2 separate regions of the Homo sapiens genome follow, and region 1 is linked to region 2. The links are chromatin contacts, found by Hi-C or POLR2A ChIA-PET in ENCODE. All regions are on one chromosome and are shown on one strand. Each heading gives the region's core, a stretch centred on a gene start or an enhancer-like site at or near the end of the contact. The rest is flanking DNA. Distances are from core to core; before and after follow the strand shown.

Region 1 (4,543 bases), core at 389-2,888, 270 kb before region 2:
GTTCATAAGATTCCATGCTTTCATGTGATTCTGAAATTAAAAAAAAAAGATTCATTATATCAATATTTATCCATGATTCATTATGTTATTATTTATCAATTTAGACACTGTGATAGTTTAAATACAGGGATGGAAGAAGAGGAAAGAGTCTAAAAACATGAAGAATATATTTAGCAGTGTGGTTATTAGAAATTTCAGGAATTTAGGATTTATGAGGTTTTTCTCTAGCTCTGGCCTTGCTGTGGATATCTCTATATTTTAGTTTCTCTGATGTTGAAGGAGGGAGTGGCCATTTTCAGCTAAAATTTCCCAAGGGCTATGACGTCTTCAGACAAGCAAAATAAGACACTTTAAGTGCTGTACAGAAGTCTCCAGAGAACCTTCTTCTCTGATTTATTCAGAGCCTGTTTGAGAACAGGGTCAAAGAGGATTAAGAAGGATCCAGAAGACAGCCAGGTTTCTCCAGGCAAGAGAACTACAGGGCAGTTGCTCTGCTGGGCTTACTAGGGCAGGTTTCTAAGAGGGTTCCGAAAGCCTCTTAAGAACCTGTGTTAAATTGGCAGCCACAGAAACCACTAGCTCCAGCTGACAGCTCACCCTGGGCACGATGCCAGTTCAGAGAGAGAACTGAAACGATATCAAAGCCGAAGTTTTCTTCTTTCTGCCACTCTCCTGAGCACAGCAGATAAATTTTGGAATAAGAAGCTTCTATTAATATTTGCCAGCAAGTGAATTTTCTTCAAAACTTAAAAAGGAGGTGAAGAAATCAAATCCTCTAATACAGAAAATTTGTGAATACAAGAGTGAGAAGCATAATCTTTATGGTTGTTAATGTAATTTAAATTTTAAAACAATGAAAATATCTAGGTAATTGAAACAAAAGACTGAAATAAGTAAATAACTTTGCTTCAGATTTCCTTTTATAAGCTTTGAACAAATGCAGGTATATTTAATGACATATAGAAAACAGGCAAAATTTATTTTCTGACAACAGGAGTTATGAAAATGATTCTTTTCTAAAATTCTTTTGATGTAAAACTTTATTTTAAAATTAATTAACTGAACAAACATAGTAAGTTCATGAGATTGTCCAGTCCCTAGAAAGGGCTATACTTAATACTTCACATAAAAATGGATTTTCTCAAAGGCAAGTGGTTTAAACAATACCCTTAACCCATTGATACCAAAGTCTAAATAAATATCCTTAAAAATGAGGATGCAGGGGGCTGGGAATTTGGTATCTTCTTTCTGAAATATGAGTTTCTAGATATACAGAGACTTACCACTGAACGGGTTTGCCTGTTAAGTTGCATAAGACTCTGGATATTTAGGATATAAAAAAGACTTAATAGAACAGATCAGTTTCTGCGGAGACTGGGAAATGTGAAAGTAATGGTACTTTAAGATTATAACAGAGAAAGGGGGAAGAAGAGGAGGAGGGAGAGGAAAAATAGAAGTAAGCCAAAGTCAGAGGCAGAAAAGTAAACACAGAGAAATGGGAGAAAAGTTTCTCACCATAACACAAAGTTACTACCGCTAAGGCGGCCAGGATGGCAAGAAGGATCAGGCTCTTCATGGTTTCGTCCTGCAGGTCAGTCTCAGGGTCTTGTGTAGCAGCAGTAGGGAGAGAGGCTCCTACGGGATGTTAGTGGAAGGCTGTGAGGTTTTTATAAGAACCAGAGCAGTTGAGAGGGGAGGAACCAGTGGGAGAGAGCTGGAGAAGGTGGGGAAGGGTTGGCACTGAACTAGCATTGGAACTTTTCCCAAACAGTCATTCCTTCCAGATATTATCTACTCTGAGTGGGCAGTTTTCCCTAACTGCTGGACCTGACTGTGTTACACAGGATGCTGCTCTGGTGCAGAAGTTTTGGCCATCGTATGCTTGGGGACAGACCTGGGCAAAAGCCCACAGAGGAAGTTGCCACAAACACATGATCTACCCTCCTGGCCCTGACCGCAGGGCTTTTGGGTTTGGTCCACAGACAGAGCCCTAGTGTTCTGTTTGTTACCCTGATTGATTGATGAGAGGTTTTGGGGGAGAAAGGACTTCACTTTCTTTTCTTTTCTTCTTTTTAACCTTTGCCTCTTCTTCTAGGAGAACTTCGCTTTCTACACTGATTATAATTTAGACATCTTCCCAGTAGGGCTGAATCCTAGACCAATCTATCAATCCCAGACTAATCAGGCATTTGCCTGGGGATATGCATCTTTGGCATTTTTCCAAGGGTTCATCAGGATGGAGATATCCGGTGCACCATGAGTTCTGTTTCCTTAATCAACACCGTTGTAACTTGCCCATCCAGTTTTGTGACATTAATTCAAACCTGTGCCCTAGTCCTCTTTTAGGCAGCGTATCAGTGCTGGAAAGTGCAGCAAGGATAAGAGGGTACTGTTCTCTCATTTCTGAGGGCGTTGTCTCGATAATTAACTAACTTGATAGACTTTTTAGTGAGTGGCAGGTGAGATGCAAGGTACTGTGCTAGGTGCTGTGGGGGATGTACAGACAAACAACACACCTCCCTAAGGAGGTAAGTAATAGCTACTTACTATTCACTTTGCTCTTTCACTGTAATGTATCCTCAAGCACAGGTTTTCACTACACCATCAGGCCCAGAAGTACTAGCTTATTTTCCACAGGAGGATTTCAGTTTGATGCCTCTGGTTATCTTGTATAGAGAGGTCTTTTCTTTCTTTCTTTTTTTCCCCCTTCTTTTGCAATCACAAAATCTGTCCTACCAGATGTGCCTCTCTTGCTTGGGAACCCAATAGTTTTCTTTGCAGACAACAGACTTGAAGTCACAGAGCAGCAGATTGTAGAAGAGCTACAGCTTCGGGACCTCTGACTCTTGAGCTGGAACAGCAATAGGGCTGGGTTGGGGGTGGGGTGGATGTGTCTTTCAATACTGATGTATTTCAAGGAGCAGTGATGAACTAGGTGGAGCCTCATGCTTCATTCTTTTTGTCTTGTTGGGATGGAGTTTCCCTCCCACCCTCCATCCTGTGAAGAGCTTTTATAAATATTAACAGAGTCCCCATTAAAAGAAATAGCTCCTTTGAAATCTGAAAGATTGAGTTCTGAGGGATCAATAAAATTCAAGTTTTCTCTCCAAAACCTAAGAAATAGATTATCTGTGCGAAAATCTTAAAGAAAATCTCAGAAAGAAGACCGTGTATGTTCATCCTTGATAAATTCAACCATCACAATTTCCACTAATGAGACTGGCGGTTGTTCCACTCTTTAAACCACAACCTACTATGAGTGTTAGTTTCAGTGTCCATCTTGGAAGATGAATCATCTGAATCATTACATGATCAATGAATAATTTAAAGTGCGAAAGCCAGTTCACTATATTGCATGACTTTGGGGGGACAAGCTAGCCATAGATAAAAGTTTTATACGTACTTAGCTTAGTAATTAACCACCAATTAATATAACATCAAACAAGTTGAATTCCAATGTTTCACCCTTAAAATGAGTAGTCTACTCTCCCCATCCCCACTCCATCTCCAGAATTAAAGAGAAATCTTCCCATTTTCCTGCTATAAATATGTGCTTTGCAATGTACATTAGCTCTGTCTTTTCCAGCCAAGTCATAGATGTCTCCTTTATCCCCAAGTTCAAATGACAACTATAATCTTTCAACCTCTGACATCACAATTGTTTTTTTATTTTTACACTCCCAGAAACTAAACTTGAAAATCCTACACTTCTCATTTCAACTTAAGGTTCACCTTTTGTTCACCTTAAATCACTGCTTCCACTGGATTCCCTAAACTTAAGCATTTCTCTTTATCGTCTTGGTTTTTGTAAGGCTAACTTTCTTTTGGGAGCTGTGTCTCTTCGGTCCCTCATCTGCCTTTCCTGTCCATTGCTCTCCCATCTATTTCTGGTTCTTCTCTGCAAAATCCCATTTATATATGATATGTAAAAATTATTAACATGTCTGAGAATCCAGAGCTCTTCTTTTTCTCCTCTGTCACCTTACTCCCCATTTCAAAGACAACTTTGTGAATGCCAACTCCAGTCATATGTTTTTATGATGAGGACTTGGACTAACGCATGAAGCAGGGATGGGAGCTTTGCATTAGAAAGGACCAAGATTGACTCATCTGAGAGAAGACAGAAGAAAAGAATGGAAGTAGGAAAAAAAAAAAAACGGAGAAGGGGAAATGAGAAGAGCCTTACCAATTTGGTTTGCTGGGTGAGTTTTAGGTAGAGACTGAGTGACAGAGAAAAACGGAGGCAGTTGTAGAAGGTGAGACATATTAAAAGCGAGACATGGGAACAGAGAAATAAAAGTTGCTTTGGTTAGGAATAGCATTGTTTGAGATTGCAGAATACTGTCTGAAAATTTTCAGAAAATATTGAAATTTGAACAAATTAATTTTGCCAGCTAGTTTGCATTTTCTTAATTGGGATATCTTGTCAAGACGAGACCACATGAAACTCTAAATTCTAATTAGATTTTAGATAATTATGAAAGACACTTATATAGACATTTTCCCTTAACAAAAAAGAAGTGTTATTCAGAGGAGAGAATAT
Region 2 (5,019 bases), core at 2,116-4,615:
AAACTTTAAGTGTATTAATTATTAAGGAATACAAGTTATGTGCAGTGACTTGTTAAATAAGCCGCTGATACCAAGCAAGTGCAGAGACATTAAGGAGTCATGAAGTGAATGAGAAGAAGTCACTTTTATTACAACTACTAATTCCCCAGGAATTTGGAGATTTTTAAATACTCGTATATTCCAGCATCATTATTAACATGTCTATTTAGCACTGAAATTTTGGTCTGTACATGAACATCAATCATTTGGGCAATAGTTTCATTAAATTCATTTGCAGTCCTTTAACTCTGTTTTTTTTTTTTTTTTTTTTTTTTTTTTTTTTTTTTTTTTAGACAGAGTCTAGCTCTGTCACCCAGGCTGGACTGCAGTGGCGCCGTCTCGGCTCACTGCAACCTCCGCCTCCTGGGTTCATGCCATTCTCCTGCCTCAGCCTCCCGAGTAGCTGGGACTACAGGCGCCCGCCACCACGCCCGGCTAATTTTTTGTATTCTTTAGTAGAGACGGGGTTTCACTGTATTAGCAAGGATGGTCTCAATCTCCTGACCTCGTAATCCGCCCGCCTCGGTTTCCCAAAGTGCTGGGATTACAGGCGTGAGCCACCGCGCCCAGCCTGCAGTCCTTTAACTCTTAATGTTCAATATCTAATAGTGACTGAGAAAAACAGGGCTGTGTTTATTTGCTTATTTGTTCTTTCTGAAAAATCAAGACTTTTTCATCTATTTTTTATCACTTCATCTCAGGCTTTCCTTATATAGACTGAATTCTGATACTTAATTCTTAACATATTTTAAAATATTAATAGTAAAATGTATCTTTATATTTAAAGCCAAAAAAATGTATCCACATCTACTATGAACAAAGAAAACACCAGTGCTAGGCACTGGTGGGAGGGGAGGTGGATGATACATGAAAGCACAAGACAGAATTAGTACTCAAGGGCTTTGCAGTTCTGATGGGGAGAAAGATGTTCATTAACAATACTAGTTCATGGCAGAATGTGACCTGTGTTGCATACTGGAGGGGAAAAGTGCTACTTCTATAGAAGAGGGTGGAGACTTTAATGAAAGGAATTCCACTTCCAGTAATTTCTCTCAAAAGATCTATTGGACAAATGCAGAAAGTTACATGCACATAGATGATTCTTAGGTTAATATTTAGCCTATTTGTACTAAATAGCCAACAGCATGATTATGCCAACATGCCAATTCACATGGATACTGGATTTAGAAATGGTAGAAAATAAAATACTTTAAAGAAAAGTTGTTTCTGTTCATAAATGGTGTCTAGGACCAGCCTACAGATCTCCACCATCCTCGTTTCGTGACTATGATAGACATTACTAATCGATCATGTCATACTTTCCTTTGCGCTCTATGGCCTTAGAATCCTTCCTTCCTGAGAGTTACAACCCACTGAGATGAATGCATTTGCATATGCAGGGTATAGACAGTGGTTCTCCTACTATGCTACTTTGGTCTGTGAACCCCCCTGAAGGCTACTGGGGGAAAGGACGGGGAGGGAGAGTAGGTACAAGGCCAAGACTGCTCACTTTTGGACCACAGCTATGATATTAGAAGGGAGCTTAGTAGTCACCTTTGGATGGGATCTGGTAAAGATGCAGTGATGATATCTCAGGAGTTTTTCATTTGGGAATATTTACACAGTGTAAACTGTGTAATATGCATTTTTATATATTAAATATATTTTATACTTCAATACAAATTAAACAAACAAGCAAAATAATAGCTAACCTATCAGAGCCAAAACAAGATGGCGAGCTGAAACTTTATAGACCGTCAAATGTAGGCTCATATCTAGGCTCAACATTGTAACTTGCCGTGTGATTTGGGCAAGTCATTGGAGCTCTCTGTTTCATTTTCATTACCTGAAACAGGGATAAAGAATATCTAACTCATAGGATTGTTATGAGGAGTAAATGGCGTAATAAGGAACTTAGTATCATGTCTAATATATCATCGTAATATGTTAACAATGATAACTAACATTTATGTTCCCAGATCTGTTCTAGGGACTTAGTTTTCTCCAAAAAACCTTGTGTGGCAGGGCCTTTATTTTACAAAGAAGGAGACTGAAGCAGAGACTTTAATTACTCATCCAAGATCTCTCAGCTATTAGGTGGAAAAGCCAGAATTGGAATTCAAACAGGCTGCATATTAATCGCTGCATTCTCTTGTGTAATGAGGACCTGTTAAACAACAGTTATTACTATTACAAGAATAAATCCTGGCAGAGATGTGGGAGGTTATAGGGAAGAATTGAGTGTGGGCTGAACTGCTGTTCACCAGGAGGCAAAGGGCAACTCTAGGGTTAGGCTTTGAAATTCTGTGCTAAATAAATGGCTGCTATTATTATTATGCAATCTCCATACCTAATTTGAGACAGAAAATGAAAGTACATAATACATGCAATATTGTTATTGTACTTTATAAATACAGAAAACAGCTTGTGGAAACTTAATGCCATGCTCCCCTTTGGTCCACTACAGCCTGTTTCTAAAATCTACCCCAGGGGAGCATTCTACCTCCGTAGGCTACATCCAAAATCAGTCTTGGTTTTGTTGTGACTATGGGTGATTTTTTTCCTCTGTATTTTCTACGTTTTCTATAATGAACACACTTAATCTTAGAGTGGAAAACTGACTTTGAAAATAAAACAAAGCAAAAACAAAAACCAATCTCGGTAAGTCAATAAGAACCACATGTCTTTTAAATGGAAAACATGCCTATTTCTCCTTTGTTTCTTAGAAGCAGCTTGCCAGATACACAGTCCACAGCTTTGAACCATTTACATAAACATACCCAAGCCAAGTGTTTCCACGCAACAGCCAAATTGCACCCATATTAGCAATTTAATGACTTTGAAAGTAATAAGTGGTAGAAACTGATATTCACTTTGCTGGAATTCACCTTAGATATTCCTTACAAACCACAATCCAGTGGCATTTGTTGTAGATTGTAGATGTAGATATTCAAGAAACTTTGAAAGAAAACACTATTCATCTTGAGATGGGGGGAAAAATGCTAAGTGGTAACAAAAGGTAGAAATCTTTCAGGTGAAATGTAATGTCCAGGAACTGAATGGTAGTGGATCATAGTAAATCATCCACCAGAGGGCACTGCCAGAATATACAAAGTTTTCTTGGAAAAGATTGGACACCCCCTAACTCTAAGCAAAGAGAACTAATATGGTTAGGTTAACAGAATTCCACTTTTATTATGCTTCCTTTTCCTTTATAAATCAGGTCAGTCTTTTCCTCCTGATGAAGGAATTCATGAACTGCATGCTACCCTTACTGTTATGACTTCTAAAACTGCTGCAACCATTTGATTGGAAAAGTATTTTACAATAAATGCTGCGTTCCATGTGCTAAGTACTGAAGTTATTACCATGACAACAAGACCACCTTCTTGCCTACAGTTCGGAGATTAATAAAGGGCTCCTGAGATAACCACAAGGCACATGAAATAACCCAGGAACTATAAATTGCAAAAGGTAAATGCTGTTTTGTTTTGCACTTAAAGTACCATTGCTGTTCAGTGAAGGGAATATTGCCCACAGATGTTTTGGAAAGCCATCTGAGGAAGGCACAGAAGGTTGTACAAATAGAATAGGCAGAAAGGAAAGCAGAACACAGCATTAGCAAAGTCATAGGAGTCAAAATTTCATTGCTAAGGAAAACTAGTGCTTTTCATTTCATATTTCTGGCTGTCCTACTGACTTGGAATGCTTCAAATGCACCAATTCACCTGCCTTAGATATGGACTGATACTTCAGTCCCATCTGCTGTAATAGGTGAGCTTTTCATATTTTCTGAAGCTATTATCCATAGTGTTTCCCCTCTAATTTCAAAAGCCTAGAGAGAAACAATATGGAAAAAACTCTTGTTTTGGACAGAGAAGGCTCTGAAGCAAGCCACCTCCTAGAGATGGAGAGCTTCATTTTGTCCTGCCTGAGCCAAGATAGGACACAGTAGGAGTTTGCTGCAAGAACACAGAACACATCAGGTTTTCATGTAGCAGTGCCCTAAGAAGGAAACTGGACAAGGATAACTTGAATTGAGGAAACCAGTCCAGCTGGAGCACCACCCTGTGGTTTCGCATGGACTAGGAATAGAAATTTGCTCTGAAGAAATGTATTTTTAAAAGTTAACCTTCACATGGTATTTGAAGTTTCATAGAACTTTTTTGGATTGGAACCAGATCTAGCATGCATGTTCTTAGGTATTAAAGCCTAATATTATTATATTACTCTTTGAAAAAAATGAATTCTTTCATCATAGTAATTTTCTTAAAATATAACACTGCTTTTTACTTATATTAAATTCTCTACTGTTTCTGATGTTATGCTACTTAGGAAAATGCCATTTTCTTGTTAAATTAATATGTGCAGACAAGTATTTACTTACCACACATGAACATGAGCCCCTTATAAGTCATCACTCCTAATATTTATGGTCTAAGAATGAGGTAGTTCGGGTGAGTCACATATTTACACTTAGCAGAGAGATTAAGAAAAAAATTCGCACCACAATTTCCCTTAAGTAATGGAAAAAATGTGACTTGTTACACATTTGTTTTCTGGGTCAGTGTTTTTCCAGCTTTTCCATAGAGTCTTAAGGTCATCCAAGGTTTCTTTAGGTTTTCCTAAAAGAAAGAACTGGGGAGTTGTGATGGGTGCTTGATTTTAAATGTGATAACAATTATCTGCGACTTTTAGAGAACACAGCTAACCATTGTGAAGATTACTGTTCTGGATAGTGAAAAATATGAACCAGCAGTATAGGCTTTGAATGTTTGAAATTGATGATCTTAAATTTCTTAAATAACAGGGCCCTAGACATGCACTTTGCTCACAAAAGAGATCTTTTACCCCAGTCTTTAGAAATTTGCTTAAAGTGGGAGAGTCTAGTATTTATAAATAAAAGGAAAGCAGTAAGATTCAGAAAAATACCATTGAGATTTATAAGGAACTAGAGAACCATAGTTCCTGGAAAATCCA

What was found. A loop is a pair of places that touch in the nucleus more often than their neighbours do. ChIA-PET counts read pairs that join two places held with the same protein, here RNA polymerase II (POLR2A). Pooled maps may share reads with other maps.
Region 1: a loop to region 2 is called in a map of sigmoid colon, with 2.4 times the contacts of the local background. The contact joins the promoter of MGP here to the promoter of RERG-AS1 in region 2. A Hi-C loop is called at or near these places in 1 of 168 maps with a recorded cell type or tissue (sigmoid colon) and 6 of 50 pooled maps. POLR2A ChIA-PET finds 5 or more read pairs at or near these places in 1 of 52 experiments (OCI-LY7).

What each region holds. Positions count from the first base shown.
Region 1 is chr12:14,884,216-14,888,758 of GRCh38, forward strand. It overlaps MGP (matrix Gla protein), which reads right to left and starts at 1,639. Exons shown (of 4, transcript NM_000900.5): 1 at 1,516-1,639; 2 at 1-30. The coding sequence starts at 1,576.
Region 2 is chr12:15,148,558-15,153,576 of GRCh38, forward strand. It overlaps RERG-AS1 (RERG antisense RNA 1), which reads left to right and starts at 3,366. Exons shown (of 3, transcript NR_046559.1): 1 at 3,366-3,513. The region is part of intron 2 of RERG (RAS like estrogen regulated growth inhibitor); the gene reads right to left.